2 separate regions of the Homo sapiens genome follow, and region 2 is linked to region 1. Evidence: read pairs that join two places in POLR2A ChIA-PET (ENCODE). Cell type or tissue: A673. All regions are shown on one strand. Each heading gives the region's core, and the rest is flanking DNA. Links, peaks and the distances in the headings are about the cores only.

Evidence for each region. Peaks named below come from ENCODE experiments on the same cell type or tissue, not always from the same donor. Only the 100,000 strongest peaks of a DNase experiment are listed, where the experiment ranks them.
Region 2: POLR2A ChIA-PET joins it to region 1 with 5 read pairs; 4 of 35 experiments call an interaction of 5 or more read pairs at or near these places.

What each region holds. Positions count from the first base shown.
Region 1 is chr1:27,747,876-27,759,516 of GRCh38, reverse strand. It overlaps FAM76A (family with sequence similarity 76 member A), which reads right to left. Exons shown (of 9, transcript NM_152660.3): 6 at 10,363-10,449; 7 at 4,187-4,322. Among named protein-coding and RNA genes, the nearest start is that of STX12, 20 kb to the left of the region's middle. In A673, for the core only: no CTCF peak of the experiment used is centred there; no DNase peak of the experiment used is centred there.
Region 2 is chr1:27,650,052-27,661,986 of GRCh38, reverse strand. LINC02574 (long intergenic non-protein coding RNA 2574) reads left to right here. Exons shown (of 2, transcript NR_151722.1): 2 at 1,265-1,659. Among named protein-coding and RNA genes, the nearest start is that of LINC02574, 6.7 kb to the left of the region's middle. RefSeq lists silencers at 1,902-2,141, 7,074-7,476 and enhancers at 2,251-2,751, 9,869-10,835. In A673, for the core only: no CTCF peak of the experiment used is centred there; a DNase peak (open chromatin) is centred at 5,686.

The DNA of each region.
Region 1 (11,641 bases), core at 225-5,224:
ACAAGGCAGAATAACCAGAAGAAATTTCTGTGCAATAAAAAAAAATTGCTTTCAGAGAGCTAAATGGTCACCCAAATTAATGAAATCCAGGGCTCTCCTGCAGATCCGTATCTAAATCAAAACCAGGGAATTCCACACCCTCTTTTTCTCTAAAGCTTTCCTGAAAATTACACAAAGTCCTGAACTAACATTTCTGAATATTTGAGAATAATAGTTGCTACCAATTACTGAACTTTTACTATGTTGCAGAAAAACTGATTATATGATTATATTACTTCAGTAGATCTTTATGATAACATTGTGAGAGTAGTAGTCCCATTTTATAGAGGAGAAAACTGATCTTTAGAAAGGGTTAAGGAATGTGGCCAAGATCATATACAGAGTTAGCAAGGGGCAGAGCTAGATTTCAAACCCCAGACCCCCTTCTGTTGACTGCTCTTCAAGGAAATTCTAAATCAGAGGTGATGTGTGAGCTGAGCTTTGAGATGTATTAACAATAGGCACATAAGGTGAGCAGGAGGGCAACCAAGCAGAGAACAGTATAGGCACAGGCAGATAAATGTGAGATAACAGAGATTATTTGAATGGCTGATGAGGTTGGAGAGATGGGCAGGCATTATGCTAAAGAGCCTGTATTCCAAGCTTCCTGAAAGCTTTGGGAAACAATCTGCTTTTGCTCCTTTAAAAACCCTAACTCTGGGCCAGGAGTGGTGGCTCATGCCTGTAATCCCAGCACTTTGGGAGGCCAAAAGGGCGGAATACTTGAGCTCAGGAGTTTGAGACCAACATGGGCAACATGGTGAAACCCCATGTCTACAAAAAAAAAAAAAAAAAAAACGAAAATTAAAATAGCTGGGTGTGGTGGTGTGCGCCTGCAGTCCCAGCTATTTAGAGGACGGAGGTGGGAGGATCGCTTGAGCCAGGGAGGTTGAGTTTACAGTGAGCTGAGACTGCACCACTGCCCAACAGCCTGGGCAACAGAGCAAGACCCTGTCTCAAAAAAATAAAAATAATAAATAAATAAAAACTATCTCTGCAAAGCAGTAGAAACAAGTGTTCATCTTGTCCCTGTTTTACAAAAATCCTTTTATGTGCCATTCTGATCTAGTCCATGGAGAGAATATACTTGGGCCATTTTCACTTGACAGTCATGTAGTTATGTGGATAGAACACAGATCTCTTCCCATGAATTTCCACCTTCCTAGCAGGAGAAAGCATAGCACAGTAGAAAGAACAGTAGAGTCAGAAAGACTTCCAGTCCCTTGTTCCGCCATTTACTAGCTGTGTGGTTTGGACATATTAACCTCTTCGGGTCTGTTTCCTCATCTGTAAAATGAGGTAGAAATTAGATGAATGCAAGTAAGGAATTTACATCAATGTCTTAGCTATTCAGAATGAATCACAGCATTCTGAACTTGGCAGAAAACAACATAAAGAGCCAGGGGAGATCAGAAACCCCTAAGAAGAAAAATACTGGAGGCATTCTTCATCTATGAAATGATTGTAACAATTCCCACCTCAAAGGCTTTTTTTTTTTTTTGAGATGGAGTCTTGCTCTGTAGCCCAGGCTGGAGTGCAGTGGCACGATCTTGGCTCACAGCAAGCTCCGCCTCACCGGTTCACGCCATTCTCCTGCCTCAGCCTCCCGAGTAGCTGGGACTACAGGCGCCCACCACCACGCCCAGCTAATTTTTTTGTATTTTTAGTAGAGACAGGGTTTCACCGTGTTAGCCAGGATGGTCTTGATCTCCTGCCCTCGTGATCCACCCGCCTTGGCCTCCCAAAATGGTGGGATTACAGGCATGAGCCACCAAGCCCGGCCTCAAAGGCTTTTTATAAGAATAAATGGGCCAGGCATGGTAGCTCATGCCTGTAATCCCAGCACTTTGGGAGGCCGAGGTGGGCGGGTCACTTGAGGTCAGGAGTTCAAGACCAGCCCGGCCAACATGGTGAGACCCCCATCTCTATGAAAAATACAAAAATTAGCTGGCTGTGGTGCCACATGCCTGTAATCCGAGCTACTCGGGAGGCTGAGGCAGGAGAATCACTTGAACCCAGGGAGGCAGAGGTTGCAGTGAGCAGAGATTGCACCACTGCACTCCAGCTTGGGTGACAGAGCAAGACCCTGTCTCAATCAAAAACAAAAACAAAAATCAGCCAGGTGTGGTGGTGCACGCCTGTAGTCCCAGCTAGCTATTCAGGAGGCTGAGGCACAAGAATCACTTAAACCCAGGAGTCAGAGGTTGCAGTGAACTATTGCACCACTGCACTCCAGCCTGGGTGACAGAGCAAGACTCTGTCTCAAAAAAAAAAAAAAAAAAAAAAAAAGAATAAATGAGTTAATACATATAAAGCACTTAAAACAGAGCTAGGCACGAAGTTAGCATCCAATAAAAGTTAGCTATTATTATTATAATATTAAGGCAAAATGAGATATTCTTTTTTGTTTGTTTTTGGAGACAGGGTCTGGCTCTGTCACCCACAGGCTGGAGTGCAGTGGTATGATCACTGCTCACCACAGCCTTGACCTCCCAGGCTAAGGTGATCCTCCCACCTTAGCCTCCCAAGTAGCTGGGACCATAGGTGCACACCATCAAGCCCTGCTAATTTTTGTATTTTTTGCAGAGATGAGGTTTCACCAATGGCCCAGGCTGGTCTTGAATTCCTGGGCTCAAGCAATCTGCCTGCTTCAGCCTCCCAAAGTGTTGGGATTACAGGTGTGAGCCAGTGTGCCCAGCCTAAAAATGAGATACTATTTAGAAAACCTGAAAACAAGATAACAGACATGAATCAGAGTAAGAATGTAAAAATGGAAGACAACTTCAGACCATAATAAGACTGGTCTTATTCTGAAGATATTAATGTGAAGATATTAGAAATATAAGATAGAAGATATTCTGATGTGAAAATAAAATATTAACACTGAGGCCGGGCACAGTGGCTCACACCTGTAATCCCAACACTTTGGGAAGATGAGGCAGGCAGATCACTTCAGATGAGGAGTTCGAGACCAGCCTGTCCAACATGGCGAAACCCCATCTCTACTGAAAATAGAAAAATTAGCCAGGCATGGTGGCAGGCACCTGTAATCCCAGCTACTTGAGAGGTTGAGGTAGGAGAATCGCTTGAACTCAGGAGGCAGAGGTTGCAGTGAGCCTGGGCGACAGAGACTCTGTCTCAAAAAACAAAAAAAGAAAAAAAAGAGTATTAATACTGAAGATAAACTAAGATATTAAAATATTAACATATTAAAGATGGGTCACTTAGTAAGAGTTGTCAGCAGTGGAAGCACAGTGACATAAGAGTCATGGCAGAAGGCCCACATGAACGCTGTTCAGGGAAGAGGAAGAAATGTCCCATGAACTTTGAGTATTATTGTCCCACAGACATGGCCATCCCCATGAGAAGAGAAAGAGACATTAGGTTCTTTTAGCCGGACAGCACTGAACATTCCAGTTACATAACTACCTCCTCGTGTCCCAACTCTATGCTTATTCAGCACCTTCTGATTACAGCCTCTCCAGGTAGCTCATGCCAAGAACTGTGTACTGTTTGTTACATGCTCCGCTGTGAACTGAGATGTGAACACTGGTTTTTTTATACATTGTCTCTGTAAGCTCAGTTAACAAATGTCCTCTCTGAGGCCAGGGGCAATGGCTCACATTTGTAATCCTAGCACTTTGGGAGGCTAAAATGGAAGGATCACTTAAGACCAGGAGTTCAAGACCAGTCTGGGCAACATAATAAGACCATGTCTCTACAAAAAATTTTAAAAATTGGCCGGGTACAGTGGCACATGCCTGTAGTCCAAGCTACTAAGTGGGCTGAGATGGGAGGATTGCCTGAGACTGGAAGTTAGAGGCTGCAGTAGCCATGATTGTGCCACTGCACTCCAGCCAGGGTGACACAGCTGAGACCCTGTCTCAAAAACAAAACAAAAAACAAAATGTCCTCTTTGAGAAGTGGAAGCTGCAAGTGCTGAGAAAAATCAGTTTTTTGAGCCCAACTGACTGGAGTAATGCCATCCCAAAAGTCATCTTGGCAGACAGCCAGCCTCTCCCCAGGATATCCCAACCTTGACATAGGCTCTCAACAAACATCAGTTAAAAAGGGTTATTATCATGTCCCATACCACATATCTCACCCTCGCATCATTCTGGTCAGAGAGGAATTAACTAAACCATACCTTCTTCTCTTTCTCTAAAATCATTTGATCCTTTTGATGCAACATCTTCTTCAGGGTAGCCACTTCTTCCTTCAGTTGGGCAATGATGACAAAGTGGTCAGTGCCTGGTGAGTCCAGAGCCAGGTCTGGGGAGAAGCTAAATTTAAAAATCAGGGGAAAATATTTTAACTTGGATGGATAAACTTTTCTCTACCTGAGGATGCATCCTAGACCACTTGTCTGCAAGCTCCTAAAGGGCAGGAATCCTAGCATCAAGCACATTGCACCACACATGCTGGGCTCAACGGCACTTGCTGAGCTGAACTGCAGAGGTAAGGTGGCCATCAGATAACTCTACGAACCAAAGCCACAACCTGGCAGCATCCCTGCAGCATCTTCTCTCACATTTAGGACGGAAATAAATGCCACATCCCAAGAGCTAAGGATACTGTTTCAGGTTCCTTAAAGATCCCCAGTGATGTACTAGAAAAACCATCCTAATTTTTGTGATTAGATAAATTCCTTAGAATTCCAGATAAATTATAAACTGTGAGCTCATGCATTTTTCTTTAATGCTTCCCTCAGAGCTCATCTTTCAGGTCCTTGTCTTCTGTCCCAAAGCACCGCAATGCAGTCAGTGTATCTGCCGAGAAGCTGCTGGATTCCCACCCAGGAGCAGTCAGTTCTTTTTCAAAAAAGATGAAACAGGAATGAAGCCAGCTTCCCCTACACTACAAATGGCCTGCAGATTGTCATTTCCAATATCAGGAATTCTGTAACATTGCTTTAGTAACGGAACAAAGAGGTGGCAAACTCCAGAGTCACACAACAACTTGGGCTTTTAACAGATTCCTCCCAATAACAGCATTAGAGCACTCTATTTTGTCAAAGTGCCAGATGGACTCCATGTCCTTTTAGCAGAGCCTCTTAAGAAGGGGCAGTTTTAGGCCGGGCGCGGTGGCTCACGCCTATAATCCCAGCACTTTGGGAGGCCAAGGCAGGCGGATCACCTGAGGTCAGGAGTTCAAGACCAGCCTGACCAACATGGAGAAACCTCATCTCTACTAAAAATAAAAAATTAGCTGGCCGTGGTGGTGCATGCCTGTAATCCCAGCTACTTGGGAGGCTGAGACAGGACAATTGCTTGAACCTGGGAGGCGGAGGTTGCAGTGAGCCAAGATTGCGCCATTGCACTCCAGCCTGGGCAACAAGAGCGAAACTCCGTCTCAAAAAAAAAAAAAAAAAAAAAAAAGAAGGGATAGTTTCAGGAAATCTGCAAAACCCCAAAATTATATGTACAATCTTGTCTACACATATAATGGGTGGTTTTTAGAGTGAGGATCCATAGCTTTCAATGGCCAGTCAGAAGTGCCTCAGACTCAAAGCAAGTTAAGGAATCACTGCCAAGAGGGTCAAATCCTGTTCTCTAGAGAGTTCTCAAAGAACGCTCTTTACTTTTCCCAGGACAATCTTTAAAGTAAAACACAAACCTGTTTTTCCTAAGCAGACACTGGAATACTCATTCTCAACTCCCTATATATAGTAACGACTCACTGTTCTTATATCCTAAACCACATCTAATAGCCAACATTTCTCTACACAGGAAGAAACTCCAAATAGCAAGCCTAACCAGTGGACAAACTACCTCACAGTTACCAAGTCAAACATTTCTATGGCTAGGACTGGAAGACATAAATAATCGACAAGAATATTCCTACCCTCCTCTCAGTTTACATGAAGCATATGAGAAGACTGTCAGAGGAAGAATGAATCAATGCTCTCATAACTAATGAATGGATGGAATTACTGCATAACAAAAATAAATGCAAAATCATAAAACAAGGTGTGCAGGAGAAAGTACTGAAAGGACCTATTACAGTCTCCACTAGTTTCAGATCTGGAAGCACCCTTAGAGCTGCAGTCTCACATCTGTTTCAATACCTGCTAAGGACCTGTCTTTCTTCAACTGAATAGAGTCTATTTAAACCCATAACTAGAGTAATGAGCTAATGTAAGTAACTTTTTGTTGTCCCCAAACCTCTTAATGCCCTACCCTTCCTGCTTCTTGTGAGAGGATTCCCCCCATACCAATAAATAGTTGACAACACCCATCCTTTCTATCCTGTGTTAGGGACTGACCTCACTAACTCTCTCTTTTCTCTTTTTTTCTTTTTGAGACAGAGTTTCACTCTTGTTGCCTAGGCTGGAGTGCAATGGCATGATCTCGGCTCACCACAACCTCCAGCTCACCACAACCTCTGCCTCCTGGGTTCAAGTGATTCTCCCGCCTTAGCCTCTCAAGTAGCTGGGATTACAGGCGTGCGCCACCATGCCTGGCTAATTTTTGTGTTTTTAGTAGAGACGGGGTTTCTCCATGTTGGTCAGGCTGGTCTCGAACTCCCGACCTCAGGTGATCCACCCACCTTGGCCTCCCAAAGTGCTGGGATTACAGGCGTGAGCCACCGTGCCCAGCCCTCACTAACTCTCTAATTCCTGGTTCAGTAAGAACTACTAGAAATGAAAAAAGATGGCTAGGGTAACAAGGCAGAAAAACCAGTCTCTTTCCTAATGGCTCCAATGACAGGGAACTACTACTTCTCCAGAAAAATTGTCTTTTACAAAAGCTCGTACTGTAAGAACAATTTTCTTGGGTTGAGCCAAAACCTGCCTCTCTATAACCCTACATATTGGTCCTGAGTCAGTCCTCAAAGGCTATACAGATTAATCTTTCAGGCACATTTCAGACGGAGAATAAAATGAAACTACGAGTTAAAAAAAAGAATGTCCTTTAGAAACAATAAACCACAAGCTGTGCCTGAGTGCCACCAGCTGTTGTGGCTGCTTTTTTGATTGCCTATGGAAAAATAAACACACATGATTAAAAAGTAGCCAGTGTATTTTCTAGAGGAAGGAAAACTAGAAATTAACTTATATTTTCCTAAAATTGAAAAGTTTTTGTTATAATTTCAACAAACAAATTAGGACATATTGAGACAGAGACTGTGGATGTTGTAGGATACTTAGAAAAAAAAGACTAAAGCATCTTATAAAGCCATTTTTGAAAGCTAAAATGTGTTCTGTCTAAAAAAAATAGAAGGCTAATGGATAAACAAAAAGGAGGAAAAATAATCAAACATAACTCAATATTAAATAAGAGAAGAGAATGTAGTAGTATAGAAAGGTCAGTGAAAAACCATTAGGCAGCAACTTGCAGAAAACATGGGGAATAAAAATAAAAGAATAAGAGCATAAATTTAAAAGTATATGAATATTTTAGGGGCTGGGTCTGGTGGCTCATGCCTATAATCCCAGCATGTTGGGAGGCCAAAGCAGGAGGATCACTTGAGGCCAGGAGTTCGAGACCCCATCTACACAAAAAAATTAGCCGAGTGTGGAGGCATGTGCCTGTAGTCCCAGCTACTTGGGAGGCTGGGGTGGGAGGATCGTTTGAGTCCAGGAGGTCGAGGCTGCAGTGAGCCATAATTGCGCCACTGCACTCCAGCCTGGGTGACACAGTGAGACCTTGTCTCAAAAGAAAAAAAACAAAAAAAGCCAGGCATAGTGGCTCATTCCTGTAATCCCAGCACTTTGGGAGGCCAACATAGGAGGATCACTTGAACCCAGGAGTTCAGGACTGGCCTGAGTAACATAGTGAAACCCTATTTCTACAAATACAAAAATTAGGCAGGCATGGTGGTGCATGTCTATAGTCCCAGCTACTTGGGAGGCTTAGGTGGAAGGATCACCTGAGCCCAGGAGGTCGAGGCTGCAGTGAGCCAAGATCGTGACACTGCATTCCAGCCTGGGCAACAGGGTGAGACCCTGTCTCAAAAAAAAGAAAAAAAAAAAAAAAGAAATGGGTAGCCAGTGAAATTTTGGTTTGGATGACATTAAAAAAGGACTGTCAAAAAAAATGTCAGAATGCTTTTTTCAAAGCAAAGTAAATGCAGGGAAAAAAAACCCACAACAAGTAAAGAGGACAGCAAAGTGGAATTTATCTTGTGCTATGAACATTTAAAAAAAAGAAATGCAAACAAGTAGAATAGAATGTTAAAAATGCTAATGCAGGAACATTTTAAATGGGTATGAAAATAGTTTTTGTGACAGCAGAAAACATTTCCAAATTTTCAAATTATAAATTACTTAGAAAAATAAATTAGCATGTCATTTTAAGGAAAAAGTTATCTCCCCTACCTTTTTTTTTGAGACAGAGTCTCACTGCCTAGGCTCAACTGCAGTGGCGCAATCATGGCTCACTGCAGCCTCAACTTCCCCAGGCTCAGGTGATCCTCCCACCACAGCCTCCTGAGTAGCTGGAATTACAGGCACACGCCACCATGCCCAGCTAATCTTTAGAGATGGTGTTTCATCATATTGCCCAGGCTGGTCTCAAACTCCTGGGTGATTCACCAGCCTTGGCCTCCCAAAGTGCTGGGATTACATGTGTGAACGACTGTGCCTGGTCAAAATGATCATTTAATATCTTTTCTGGAGGACACCATGAAAGACCATGTACCTATGTCAAGGATCAGCTTTCTACTTGAGGAAAACAGCATTGCTGATGACTGGATGCAATAAAACACTGAACAGAAAACTTGAGTTTTTAGCTTGGTGTATCCATAGCAATGGACAGCAAGAATAGTGGCAGTATCTCAAGAACAAAATAAGCTAATAGAAAGTGAACATTAAGGACTGGTTGGTTAAACTGGAAGATACGAACGAGCTTTTTCCAGGTCATTCAAACACAGCCTGGATCATAAATGAGCACAAAACAGAAATGAATCTAAAGCCATAGGTCTTGGCTTAGGCCTTTATAAAGCAGGGTGTTCAAAAAGTTCATTCCTTGAAGTAGTTTTTGCAGGGTCACATGCCCTGGCAGAGGTGATGGACAACCTGTGCCACATCCCTTTCTTCACAATGGCCAGACTAGCTTATGAGAGAACAGTAAAGCTGGCCAGAAAGATGATCTTTATGGTTCCTCCCCCCATGTAATCTGACTACCTAAATTAAGCATTCCAGAAGGTTCAATTCAAGAAGTTTAAAAATCAGTGAAACTAGTTCTAAAAACCTTGTAGAGTCTGAAAGCAAGTTAACAAAAAAGGCAATGGGAAAGAATGTTTTGTATCCCTCTAAATAAACAAAATCAGTCCTGGTAAGCCTATATGCTGGTCTGCTCCTATATCCACTACTGGCTGGGAAGGAGAACTGTGAATGGGAGGAGTTTTCAGGATGGAGATGATTTCAAAGATCGCAGGAAGTGTGTCAGGTGGTTTCACTTCAGGATGCCCAGGCCTGGAGGAACAGAAAAATGGTTGGTCCCAACACTTTGTTGAGAAGCAGCCCACTGTACCAACACAGATGGGACACTCTGGATATTAGGACCCAAGCAGCTCACAAGAGGAAGTACCACTGAGGAGGGGAGAGGAAAGTGAGGACTAAAAGTATGCATTTAGACTGGCTTGAAATGAAACAAAAACATGCAAATGCATCTCATTCTCTCCTGATCCAGAATCTGCACTGGGCTGGCTTTCTGAATGTTAAGGAAGTGTGGATCCTCACAAATTTGGCAACATTGCCTTAATCCCAACCTGTCTTTACCTCTCAAGATCAACTCCTCTCCTGCCTGCAGGAAGATATGGGCAGAGATCACAAAGAAAAGCATCCAGCTCTGGACTTCTTAGAATTAGTGTAGGGGAAGCTGGGCAAGGTGGCTCATGCCTGTAATCCCCGCACTTTGGGAGGCCGAGGTGGGCAGGTCACTTGAGGCCAGGAGTTCAAGTCAACATGGTGAAACCCTGTCTCTACTAAATGTACAAAAATTAGCTGGACATGGTGGTGCCCCTGTAATTCCAACTACTTGGGAGACTGAGGCATGAGAATTGCTCGAACCCAGGAGACAGAAGTTGCAGTGAGCCAAAATCGCGCCACTGCACTCCAGCCTGAGTGACAGAGTGAGACTGTCTCTTAAAAAAAATTATAATTTAGTGGACTGCAGAATTCAATTGCTATTAAATCAAGTTATGAGTTCTTATCTTTTAATGACAAGATTAGATTTATAAACAAATATCAGTACTGCTTACTTATAAGATTCACTGACAGCCACAGACTAATTCCAAGGCAGACCCTAAATGTATTCCTGTTTCAGGAACTGTGTATGCATTTCAAATGTGTGCGCACACATACTCCAACTGGCTCACCTGTCTCCATTAGTTGTGATTGACTCAAACTTGGACTTTTTCTTTGGGATTTCATTTTGAATTGAAGATGTAGAAAGTGTTTTCTGGCTTTTAATGGCAAAAATAGAGAGACACACATTAGAAATCAAAGATTAACAAAACATCACAATGAAAGTCTGTCAAATAGACCAATGTTAAGACAGCAGCTCTTCTATGCAAGAGCTAATAATTCTTGATTAATAAAGAATCTACCAAGGTGATGATTTTGTAGGCCTGGATGGATGGGTAGCTAGTTTCCACAGGATCAAAAAAAAAAATTCTTGGCCTTAATTAATTAAATATTACCTGCTTTATTAATAACCATGAGAACAAATATCAATAAAACTTCAATAAGAGGCCGGGTGCGGTGGCTCACGCCTGTAATCCCGGCACTTTGGGAGGCTGAGGCAGGCGGATCACGAGGTCAGGAGATTGAGACCATCCTGGCTAACACGGTGAAACCCCATCTCCACTAAAAATACAAAAAATTAGCCAGGCGAGGTGGCGGGCGCCTGTAGTCCCAGCTACGCAGGAGGCTGAGGCAGCAGAATGGCTTGAACCCCGGGGGCGGAGCCTGCAGTGAGCCGAGATCAATCCACTGCACTCCCAGCAATCCACTGCACTCCAGCCTGGCGAGACTCCGCCTCAAAAAAAAAAAAAAAAAAAACTTCAATAAGAAGTATAATCTGTCTTCTAGTTTAAAAAGTTCTTTTGGCTGGGCGCGGTGGCTCACGCCTGTAATCCCAGCACTTTGGGAGGCCGAGGTGGATGGATCACGAGGTCAGGAGATCGACACCATCCTGGCTAACACTGTAAAACCCCGTCTCTACTAAAAATATAAAAATCAGCCGGGTGTGGTAGCGGGCACCTGTAGTCCCAGCTACTTGGGAGGCTGAGGCAGGAGAATGGCGTGAACCCGGGAGGCAGAGCTTGCAGTGAGCCGAGATTGTGCCACTGCACTCCAGCCTGGGCGACAGAGCAAGACTCCGTCTCAAAAAAAAAAAAAAAAAAAAAAACTTCTTTTACATTTACTGTCTCACATGCATCTTATAATTCTGTGAGGTATAGATAAGTTATTATTTCTACTGTACAGAAATAGCTCAAGATCAACTTATCTACCAAGACACATATAGCTAGTTAGAAGTAAAGCTGGGACTAGAAACCAGGTCAATATATTTGAACTCCTAGTCTAGTTTTATTTTTATTTTTATTTTTTTGAGATGGAGTCTCACTCTGTCACCCAAGCTGGAGTGCAGTGGCA
Region 2 (11,935 bases), core at 2,764-7,763, 100 kb after region 1:
CCAGGCTGGTCTTGAACTCCTGACTTTAGGTGATCTGCCTGCCTCAGCCTGACCACAAATTCTTGATGAACCAGTAGAGCTTGCCTCCCAGCACCCACAGCTACCAGGGCACAGCGTGGTTTAACTGCTCCAGGTTCTGATCTGCAGAAGGGGTAGGGGTCTTCACTCAGCCATGATCACTATCCTTGGAACCCACCAAACTAAGCCCATTTCTCCTTCAGTCTTTCACACTTGGGCCAAAGACACCTCCAGGCATGCCGGTGCCTAGGCCAGACACCTTCCCAAAGGCTTTTCCCCCTAACTTTTCAGTGATGGCTCCTTCTGCACTCTTTGGTCTTCACTCAAATGTCACCTCCTCAGAGAAGCCCTCCCTGACCACCTACTTTAAAATTGCCTCCTTGTTTCTCTCTACCATAGTAATTGCCAACTTGTCTGCCCCTTGGAATCATCTGAGAGCTTAAAATTGTATGGATACCTGTGTCTCACTCACGGTGTGGGAACAGCTTGCTCTCCATGTCACTCTTTTAATTTTCTGTATAAAGCCAGTAAAGACATAGAGTCTTGGTGACTCCAAGAAGTAGGCCCGGGTACCCAACCCCAAGTACCCAAGTCCCAGTCCTCAGCCTCAGAGCCCAGCTCCAAACACCCAGGTCCAAAGTTTTACATATATTAACTCTTTTCATCCTTACAATAATTCTCTCGGGTGTTCTTAGGATCCGCATTTTACAGATGAAGAGATCAAGGTACAGAGAGGTTAAATAATTTCCCTAAGGCAAGCAGCTAGCAAGTGACAGGACAAGGATTTGAACCCAGAGAGTCTGCCTCTGTAGAACAGTGCCTGGCATCTAGAGGGGCTCAATAAATAATTGTCCAATGAATGAATGACTTAATCTTAACTCCCTCTGCCTCACCCACCCCCATATTCAATCCATCAACCCACCTGCCTGAGGATTGTATCTTCTAATTATTTATTGAATCTGTTCATGTCCCACCCACAGTAGCCTCCCTCTCATCTAGCTTACTACCTTCCATGCTGGAGGGCACCTCCTAGGTGTCCCTGTGTCCACTCTTACTCCCGTATCCACTCCTGTCTATTCTCCACACAGAGGTAGGGAGATTTTAAAACACTAAGTACCCAGTGACTGCCCACAGCACTTAGAAGAAAATTCTATTTCCTTACTATGGCCTCCAAGGTCTTAAATAATTCGCTCCCGTAAACCTCCAGAGCCTCATCTCACTCAGTTTCCTTTCCCTTATTTTCCAGCCTGCTAGCCTCATTGCCTTTGCACAAGCTCTTCCCTCTGCCTGGAACACTTGTTGCTTCAGGAGTCGGCTCGATGTAACTTCTACAGGGACCTGAGCCCCAATCCAAGTTAGACACCTGGTTATTGCAGCAGCCTGTATCTCACCGTCCCAGAATGAATCATGACTGCAATGAAAACGATGGCATGAGCATTTGTTACCATCAGGCTTCCGCCCTAGATTATGAGCTCCCTGAGGACAAGCAGAGGGTTCATCTCTCTTTATAGCTAGAACCCAGCACAGCGCCTGGCACTCAGGAGGCACCCAATTACTTTGGCTGACTGGATAGACATACATACAGACGGACGGATAAATGGCTGGAAGAGGAGTGATTGAAAAAATACATTTTAAAATGCCCTGGCTGCATTTCTTAGAGCAGTTATAATGCGCGCAATTCACACGGGAATTATTTTCACCCTTTGAGGGTCCGCACCCACCGGTGCCCCAGTCGCCTTTCCCAGGCAAGGCCACTGGGCGGGGCATCCGGGGCCGTCGGAGTGACGTAACAGCGGGGCGCGTCCGGAGCCGGCCCTCACTTCCTGATTGGCAAGCGCGGTGGCCACACCCACCGCCGCAGCCGTCGGAGTAGAGATGGTGGCAGCGATGGGCGGAGGGGGAGGCCCGGCGTTCGCGCAGACGGCGGTGGGGCGGTGGGGCGGTGGGGCGGTGGGGCGGCCGCGCCGGCTTCAGGGCGTCGGGGTCTCCCGGGGCACGTTCATGAAGCCGGCGAGGTGGAGACTGGGCGCCGAGCGGTTTGCGAGGCTCGCGCGGTTCCGGGGGGCAGTGGGACGGCGGAGGGCTCGTGCGCTGCGGCTGGACCGCTCCCCGCGGCGGGCCGGGCACAGGGTGTGACCGGGCCTCCGGGCGCTCGCTGCAGCGCGTCTATTTCGGTGCCTCTGACCTCAGCGAGGAAAGTCCCAGAAACACAGCCCCACCCTCCCTCTCACCCTCCTTGACACGCTCGCCTCTTCCCCACCACCCCAAACTCAGACCCAGAAGAACTGCGGGAAACTAGGCGCCTGCAGACCTGGTTTCTTAGCCCTAACTCTGTGTGACCCAGAACAGGAGTCCATGACTTGTGGACGTTAGTCCGCTTATCTGTAAAATGAAGCGACACCTGCGTTAGATGATGCGAGGTATGAAGTACCCTGCACTAGGGGTGCTGGTGCTAGGTGCTCCAGGGTTACTAGTTTCTTCCTGATCCTGCCGCTGATGTGCTCTGTGTCTTAGAGCAATTTCACTTAACCTCCGGGGCCAGGCTTCCCCCATCCTAGGATGAGTCAATTGCCTTTCTAGTCCCAGGGTCCTGGGGGCCAGGCCTTCTTGAATCATGGAGTCCGTGGCAAGCTAAGAGCAGGCACCGCCTCCTGGTGTCGGGGCTCTTGCCTTTCTGAGCCCTCACCCTCTTCTTTCCCCATGCTCCCCACCCCCCAGCTCAGGGCCCTCCAGCCTTGTCTCTTGACTTCTCTAAGGTTCCTCTGACAAGTGAGTTTTCTCATCCTCCCTGATGGCTCGAATGAGGTTGTGCCTAAGATGGCTGGGCTCCCCAGAGGCTCTTTGAGGTTTCAGTCTGCTGAGACCTTAAAGGGCATCCCAGGACAACCTTCCTGCATGTTCCTACCAAGGTTGAGTCACTCCCCTGCACAAAACCATTCAGAGGCTCCGTATGGCCCTCAGGCCACTTGGCAAGACCCACAGGCCACAATACCAAGGTCTCTCTTCTCAGCCAAGCCCCCAGGCAGGCTATAGCCAGACTCAACTTTCAGCTGTCTTTCCTCTCTCCCAGTGACACAAACCTCTGCTGGGATCACTTCTTCCCTGAGCCATCCCCTCACACCTTTTACCTGGCTAACTCCTCATCCCTGATCATCATGGAAGAGGATGGATCCTGACCCCTAAGGTGGGTCTCAGTTCAGCTGAGGACTGGTGAGTGACTGCTGACCTCACTCAGCGCAGCCACTCCCCTCCTTGCCTCCTTCCCTCTGCCCACGTTGAACTTTCAGCTGCTTGAAAATACATGTCTCTCTCGCCTCTGAGCCTTTGCACCTGTTTTTCTCTCAGACCTAAACACTCTTCCCTTCCCTATTTAACTTGTATTTATCCTTCAAAAAAAAAAAATCTCAGTTTAGGGCCAGGTGTGGTGGCTCATGCCTGTAATCCCAGCATTTTGGGAAGCCAAAGTGGGCGGATCACCTGAGGTCAGGAGTTCAAGACCAGCCTGGCCAACATGGCAAAACCCCATCTGTACTAAAAATAGCAAAAATTAGCCGAGCATGGTGGCATGCACCTGTAGTCCCAGCTACTCAGGAGGCTGAGGCAGGAGAATCGCTGGAACCCAGGAGGCAGAGGTTGCAGTGAGCCGAGATTGCACTACTGCACTCCAGCCTGGGCGACAGAGCGAGACTCCGTCTCAAAAAAAAAAAAAAAAAAAAAAAAAAAAAAAAATCAGTTTAGAAGTCAGTTTCTCTATGGGTTGGAGGCTGGAGTTCATGACCAGCCTCTGCAATATAGAACACATACTGTCTTGGCAGTATTTAATGTCTCCCCATTAGAATGTAAGTTATCGGTTGGCAGTGGTGGTGGCTCACACCTGTAATCCCAGCACTTTGGGAGGCCAAGGTGAGATGATTGCTTGAGGCTAGGAGTTCAAGACCACCCCGAGCAACATAGCAAGACCCCATTTCTACTAAAAAAAAATTTTTTTTTTTTGAGATGGAGTTTCACTCTTGTTGCCCAGGCTGGAGTGCAATGGCGTGGTCTCATCTCACTGCAACCTCCACCTCCCGGGTTCAAGCAATTCTTCTGCCTCAGCCTCCCAAGTAGCTGGGATTACAGGCATGCACCACCATGCCTGGCTAATTTTGTATTTTTTTTAGTAGAGATGGGGTTTCTCCATGTTGGTCAGGCTGGTCTCGAACTCCTGACCTCAGGTGATCCACCCGCCTCAGCCTCCTGAAGTGCTGGGACTACAGGCATGAGCCACCATGCCTGGCCTCTACTAAAAATTTTTTAAAATTAGCTGAGCATACCTGGCATGTACCTGTAGTTCCAGCTAATCGGGAGGCTGAGGCATGAGCATCACTTCTGCATAGGAGGTTGAGGCTGCAGTTAAGCTTAAGATCAAGCCATTGCACTCCAGCCTGGGCAACAGAGCAAGACCCTGTCTAAAAAAAAAAAGAGAAGAGAAGAGAAGGGAGGGAAGGGGAGGGGGCGGAGAGGAGACCGAGTGTGGTGGCTCACACCTGTAATCCCAACACTTTGGGAGGCCGAGGCGGGTGGATCACCTGAGGTCAGGAGTTCAAGACCAGCCTGGCCAACATGGCAAAACCCCATCTTTACTAAAAAAATACAAAACTTAGCCAGTCGTGGTGGTGGGCGCCTGTAATCCCAGCTACTTGGGAGGCTGAGGCAGGAGAATCATTTGAACCTGGGAGACGGAGGTTGCAGTGAGCCGAGATCGCGCCATTGCACTTCAGCCTGGGCAACAAGAGGGAAACTCCGTCTCAAAAAAAAAAAAAAAAAAAAAAAAAGATGTAAGTTACAGGAGAGTAAAGATGCCTTGTCACTATATCTCCTAATGACAATGATGGCCACAGGCCCTGGCCCAAAATGGAATCTCAGTAGGAGTTTATTGAATTAATGAGTGAGTGAATCTCTACCCAGTGCTTGTCCAGTCCCTGCTTACATACCTCCAGAGGCAGGGAGCTCACTACTCTTGAAGCAGCCCACTCCGTTTGCAATTAGAAGACCTCTAATTCCTGCCCACCCCCAACCATTGCCGAAGAGATTCCCTGGAGCTGAGGCCCAGAGAGAGTGATTACCTTGCCTGAGGTAGTTGGTGCAGAGCCAAGACCTACTCAACTGTCCTGAGGGCATGTGCAAGCTCACCTAATCCTGAAAGAGCCCCTAGGTGTCAGCACTGGCCAGATCCCCCACAGCCTGTACCCATTTGTAGGCCTGGGACTTGAGCCGCCATCGCAGCCCATTTCCCCTTTGCTCAGGAGCAGCCAACCAGCATCTGCTGAAGACAGGGATAGCAGGTCCCCAGTCTGGGAGCGGGGAAGCTAAGAAGGAAGCACTTTCAGGTAGCACTGGACTTCTGTTGCCCCTTTCAACCCCCATGCCAGCCCTATAAAGCAGGACTTGTCGTTCCCATTTTACAGATGCGCAAACTGAGGTGCTAGTTACCTAAGATAACACAGCAAGATAGTGGCAAAGCCAGGCCTAACTTCAAAGCCTGACCTCTTTCCTCTGCCCCTCAGCTTGGTGCCTCTTGTCTATCTGCCCTACTTCCAGGCCAATTCTTTCCTAAGCCTCATGAGGTCCTGAAGTGTCCTGTGGCTTTTGTTCCCCAAGCTGGGTCCCGCCCACAGTGAGGACTCACCAGCTGTGCTTTGGCAGCAGCTAAGAGCTGGCTGAATAACAGGAGTCATCCCTTCCTTCTGTATTTAGTCACTCCCTAAAACTGCAGGGGACCCCGACCAAATTAGGTAGTGGCCAAGGAGGTGTTTTGGAGAGGCCAAGCCCCTGAAACTAGGCCAGGCCACCTATTTGCTGTATCACTTAGGTCTGTTTCTTTCATGGAGCCTCAACTTACCATCTATAAAGGGGGTGAATTATCCTTTCTCAGGGCCTCTGTGTGCAAGGATTCAGGAAAGCTGCTCTCCTCTCTGCCAGGCCACCTCACCTTTGCACCTTCACCTTGAGGAACAGATCCCCACCCCACCCCCCCCGGCCAGGGTCCTTTTGTTGGCAGAACTCCAGCATAAACTGCACATAACCTGATTGTTAATGGGGGCCACAGATCCGGGGTTGGGGGCCCAGCTCCCCAGCTTCAGCCCTTCCTGGCCTTGGTTCCTGCTGGGGAACAGGCTCTGTCATCATGTCTGCTTCCTCTTCTTTCTGTGGCCTTTGCAGAGCCATTTCCCAGGGGGCTCTGCCTCTCCTGCCTCCTGTCTCCTCCTCTGTCTTCCCACCCTTCTTCCTCACACAGTGTTTATCCGCGCCTACTCTGGGCCTGGCACTTGGCTCATAGAGCTGAATAAGCTCAGGGCCTGTCCTTGCAAAGCTCACAGTTTGATGGGGGAAAATGGACAAGGAAACCAAGTTACAATTTATTCACCCATCCCAAATCCTATTGCCCTCCCTGCCGCTACCCTCACCCCTGCAGTCTGCACTCCACGCAGTAGCCTGAGTGATCCTGTTAAAACGGAGGTCAGAACATGTCACTCTTCTGCTCAACCCCCTCGCCCCCCCCATGGCTCCTGGTGTCAGAGGAAAAGCCAATGTCCTTGCTGTGACCTACAAGGCCCTGCGTGATCTACCTCACTGCCTCCCACTCTCTGCTCTGATCACTCCCTTCCAGCTGCACTGGCCGCCTTGCTGTTTTTCAGCATGCCAGGCGTGCTCCTGCCTCAGGCCTCTGCATTTGCCCTTGGCCCTGCCAGGCATGTCTTCCCCCAGGTAGCCACGTGGTCTCCCATCCTTCACTCAGGTATCTCCCCCTCATCCAGGGGACTTCCCTGGCTGCCTATCTAAATATTACCCCTTAGTTGCCTTCTGCTCTTTTACCTGCTTTATTTTTTTTCTTAGCCACTACCAAATAACATGTAATTATTGATTTTCTTTTTCCTGCAAAGGCATAAATCCCATGAGGTCTCCTGAGGTTCCCCACCCCCAAAAACAAACAAAAAAAGGACAGAAGAGAGAGAAAGAAAAAGAATGCCAGAAAAATTCTGGAAAAAAAAAAAGGCAACACTCACTGACTACTGTTAGATAACAATATTTAAAGCCTCAAAAATTAAAACAACTTGGGGCTTGATGGGGTGGCTCACGCCTGTAATCCCAGCACTTTCGGAGGCCAAGGCGAGTGGATCACTTGCGGTCAGGAGTTCAAGACCAGACTGGCCAACATGGTGAAACCCCATCTCTACTAAAAATACAAAAATTAAGAGCCGGGCATGGTGGCTCACGCCTGTAATCCCAGCACTTTGGGAGGCCGAGGCAGGCGGATCACCTGAGGTCAGGAGTTCGAGACCAGCCTGGCCAATGTGGTGAAACCCTGTCTCTACTAAAAATACAAAAATTACCTGGGTGTGGTGGTGCATGCCTATAGTCCCAGCTACTTGGTAGACGGAGGCAGAGAACTGCTTGAACCCGGGAGTTGGAGGTTGCAGTGACCCAAGATCATGCCACTGCACTCCAGCCTGGGCAACAGAGTGAGACTCCATCTTAAAAAAAAAAAAAATACAAAAATTAGCCAAATTAGCCTGGCCTGGTGGCAGGCGCCTATAGTCCCAGCTACTCAGGAGGTTGAGGCAGGAGAATCACTTGAACCCAGGAGGCAGAGGTTGCAGTGAGCCGAGATCATGCCACTGCACTCCAGCGTCCTAGACGATGAAAAGAGATTCCATCTCAAAAAAATAAAATAAGAATAAATAAATAATTAAGTCTGGGCATGCTGGCTCATGCCTGTAATCCCTGCACTTTGGGAGGCCGAGGCGAGTGGATCACTTGAGGTCAGGAGTTCGAGACAAGCCTGGCCAACATGGTGAAACCCCTTCTCTACTAAAAATATAAAAATTAGCCAGACGTGATGGTGGGTGCCTATAATCCTAGCCACTTGGGAGGCTGAGGCAGGAGGATTGCTTGAACCCAGGAGGCAGAGGTTGCAGTGAGCCGAGATCAAACCACTGCACTCCAGCCTGGGCGACAGAGCGAGACTCGGTCTCAAAACAAAACAAAACAAAAAATAATAATTAAAACCACTTGGTTTGGTTCAGGAAGAGACAAACAGACCAATGGACTAGAATAGAAAGTCCAGAAATAGACCTAATTGCACGCGAGAATTTAGTATTTGATAAAGGTGTCCTCTCAAAGTGGAAAATGGACTCTTTAATAAATGGTGTTGGGACACCTAGGTAGCCAACTAGGAAAAAAAAAATTAGATCCGTGCCTCACACTGAGCACCAGGATGAGCTCCCAAGGGATAAAATATTTAAATGTTTGAAAAATCAAAATAAAACCGTAAAGGCACTAGAGGAAAACATGGGAGAATGTATAATCTCATAGTGGAGAAAGTTTAACCATGACTCAAAAATCAAAAAGCTGTAAAAAGAAAAGATTGATAAAGTCAACTATATAAAAATCAAAAACTTCTGCATGGAAAAACACTATAAATCAACGCATAAGACAAATGACAATCTGGGGGAAATATTTACAACTCTAATCACAGACAAGGGAACATCTCGCTTATTTAGAAAGAATTCCAGGAAATTGATTAATCTTATAGAAATAGAGGCCTAGGCCGGGCGCGGTGGCTCACGCCTGTAATCCCAGCAATTTGGGAGGCCAAGGTGGGCAGATCACCTGAGGTCGGGAGTTCAAGACCAGCCTGACCAACATGGAGAAACCCCGTCTCTACTAAAAATACAAAAAAATTAGCTGGGCATGGTGGCGCCTGCCTGTAATCCGAGTTACTCAGGAGGCTGAGGCAGGAGAATCGCTTGAACCTGGGAGGCGGAGGTTGCAGTGAGCCGAGATCACGCCATTGCACTCCAGCCTGGGCAACAAGAGCGAAACTCCATCTCAAAAAAAAAGAAAAAAGAAAAAAAGAAAGAAATAGAGGCCTAGCATATGAACTGACGGTTCCCAGAAAAGTAAATATAAGTGATTCTTAAACACATAAAAAGAAGCTCAAACTCAAAAGAAATGCAAACCAGAAAAACTAGACTAGAATATTGCTACAGTTTGAACATTACGCCGCGAAAAGCAGGTGCTGGGAACTTAACCCCATACAACAGTGTTGGGAGGTTGGGCCTAAGGAGAGGTGTTTAGGTCATGAGGGTTTCACCCTCATGAATGGATTGGTGGTGCTGTTATAGCAGGAGTGGGATTATTATTCTGGGAACAGATTCATTATAAAAGGGCAAGTTCAGTTCCCTTTTCTTCTCTGTCACCCTCTCTTTGCTCTTCCACCATGGGATGACACAGCAAGAGGGCCCAAGCCAGATGTGGGCCCCATGATCCTGGAATTCCCAGCCTCCAAAACTGTGAGCCAATACACTTCTGTTTATGATTAATTATCCATTCTGTGGGATTTTATTATAGCAGCACAAAATGGACTAAGATACGATGTCTTATCAGTCTGGCCAAAAAAACCCCAAAAGCTGAATAACATATTCTGTGAGCATTTCTATGAGGAAATAGTACTACTCTCACACATGTTCTCACACATGACTCTCACATGTGTGAATATAAATTGGTAAAAGGGCATTTTGGCAAAATCTATCAAAATACCTTCAGATAACCTATTTCTGGGAATTCATCTTCGGATAGACTTGCATGAGTAATAAATGATGTATGTATAAAGTTATTCTCTGCAGCACTGTTTCCATAGCCAAAGACTGGAAACAACCCAACTGTCGATTAGTAAGGGGCTAGACTAGGTAGAGCACAGTCCATCCACAAAATGGAATACTATATGGCTACGAAAAAGAATCAGGGAGATCTGTGTGTTCTAGTAGGGAAAGCTTTATAAAGGATACTGAGGGCCGGGTGCAGTGGTTCATGCCTGTAATCCTAGCACTTTGGGAGGCTGAGGCAGGCGGATCACCTGAGGTCGGGAGTTTGAGACCAGCGTGACCAACAGGGAGAAACCCCATCTCTACTAAAAATACAAATTTAGCCAGGTGTAGTGGTGCATGCCTGTAATCCCAGCTACTCAGGAGGCTGAGGCAGAAGAATCGCTTGAACCCAGGAGGTGGAGGTTGCAGTGAGCCAAGGTTGCACCATTGCACTCCAGCCTGGGCAACAAGAGTGAAACTCCATCTCAAAATGAAATAAAATAAAGGATACTAAGTTTGGCCATGCACGGTGGCTCACACCTGAAATCCCAGCACTTTGGGAGGCCGAGGCGGGTGGATCACTTGAGGCCAGGAGTTCAAGACCAGGAGTTCAAGACCAGCCTGTCCAAAATGGTGAAACCCTTCTCTACTAAAAATACAAAAATTAGCCAGGTGTGGTGGTGTGCACGTCTGTAGTCCCAGCTACTTGGGAGAATTGCTTGAACCTGGGAGGCAGAGTTTGCAGTGAGCTGAGATCGTGCCACTGCACTCCAGCCTGGTGACAGAGCGAGACTACTTCTCAAAAATAAATAAATAAACAAATAAATAATAAATAAATAAATAAACCATATTACTCTCCTGCTCAGAAACCTTCCAGTGGTTTCCCATCACATTGATAATAAAACCAAATATCCTTCCTGTAGCGGAGAAGGCCCACCAGCGTGAGCACATCCTTGCTGAACAGCTCTCAGTTCATCTCCCCTCGCTCACTGTCTTCCAGCCACACCGGCCCCCAGGCAGACTCTCGCCTTGGGACCTTTGCACTCACAGTTCCCTCACTTTATTCAGGTCACTGCTAAATGTCACCTCTGCAAAGAGGCCTTCTTTCACCTAAAAAATACAAAAATAAAAAAAAATTCTTTTACACAGCCCTGACCCCTGATTGCCAAGACGTTCTAGCCCCTTCCTTTCTTTGCTTCTCTTCAAAGCGAGTCTCACCAGTGATGTCACACATCTGTTGATTGTCTCCTCCACTTCTAAGTTCCAAGAGGGGAGGGGACTGGAGCTGCCTTGTTCACAGCCCTCTCCTCAGGCCCTAGCACAGGGCCTGGCACATTCAGTAAATATTTGTTGAATGAATGGATGAAATGTGACACCAGATGTAAAGTGCTTAGCATGGTCCTGGCTCACAGCAGGGGTTTGATAAATGTGACTTCCTTCTCCTTCCCTGGGACACCTTCACACTCCTCTCACCCCTGCCCCTCCAGGAATACCTCCCATGTGACCACATGGGCTCCTTGTCTCAGGGTGCCCTCCCTCTCTTCTTTCCACGTGGCCTTTTCATTTGGCTGTTGACGGGCGGGGGGGATATGACATGACTTCTCCATTACACAATGGTTCCCCTGTGCAGGAACTATGGGAACCATGGTTCCTACTCACTCAGCCTCCCTCCTTTTCCAAGGCTCACCCTATGAAGCTGCCTACAGGGCCCACACGTATCATTTCCTGACTCTGATAAGGAATTCCCCCTCTGGTTTGTTCTGTTTCTCTGTCAGTTCCTTCTGCAGTCTAACCGAAATCATTCTTGCTGCAATAAAGAATGAGTTTCCTTTATTTCCCTAGGGCTTCTGAGAAAGCAGCTGGGCTAATTTTTTCCTGTAATATTTTGGTAGTTGTTAAGGGTTTGGAGGTGAACCCTCCCCACGGAGTCTGCAGTCTCAATTCTCAGGCAGAGCAACTCTTGTCAGCTGCTTGGCAGGAAAGGTTTCTCTTTATTCATCTTAGAGGATTTCAGCACACCCTGCAGGGCAGCCAGCTCCCCAGGACTGTGGCCCATCAGGTGGTTGGGAGCCAGGGACAAGATGGTGGACATGGTTGTGGGCATGACTGAACCCAGATGAGAGGTGAGGTTGGCACCTTAACCTTGACCACCTCACTCCCACCTCTCCCTTCTTAATTTATCCATCCATTTAGTCAGTCAGCTCAGAATAAGAATCAGAAGCACCAACTATGTGCTAGGCACCCAGCTCTTATCTTCTCTAAGTCTTGCTTTCTCTGTCTATAAAATG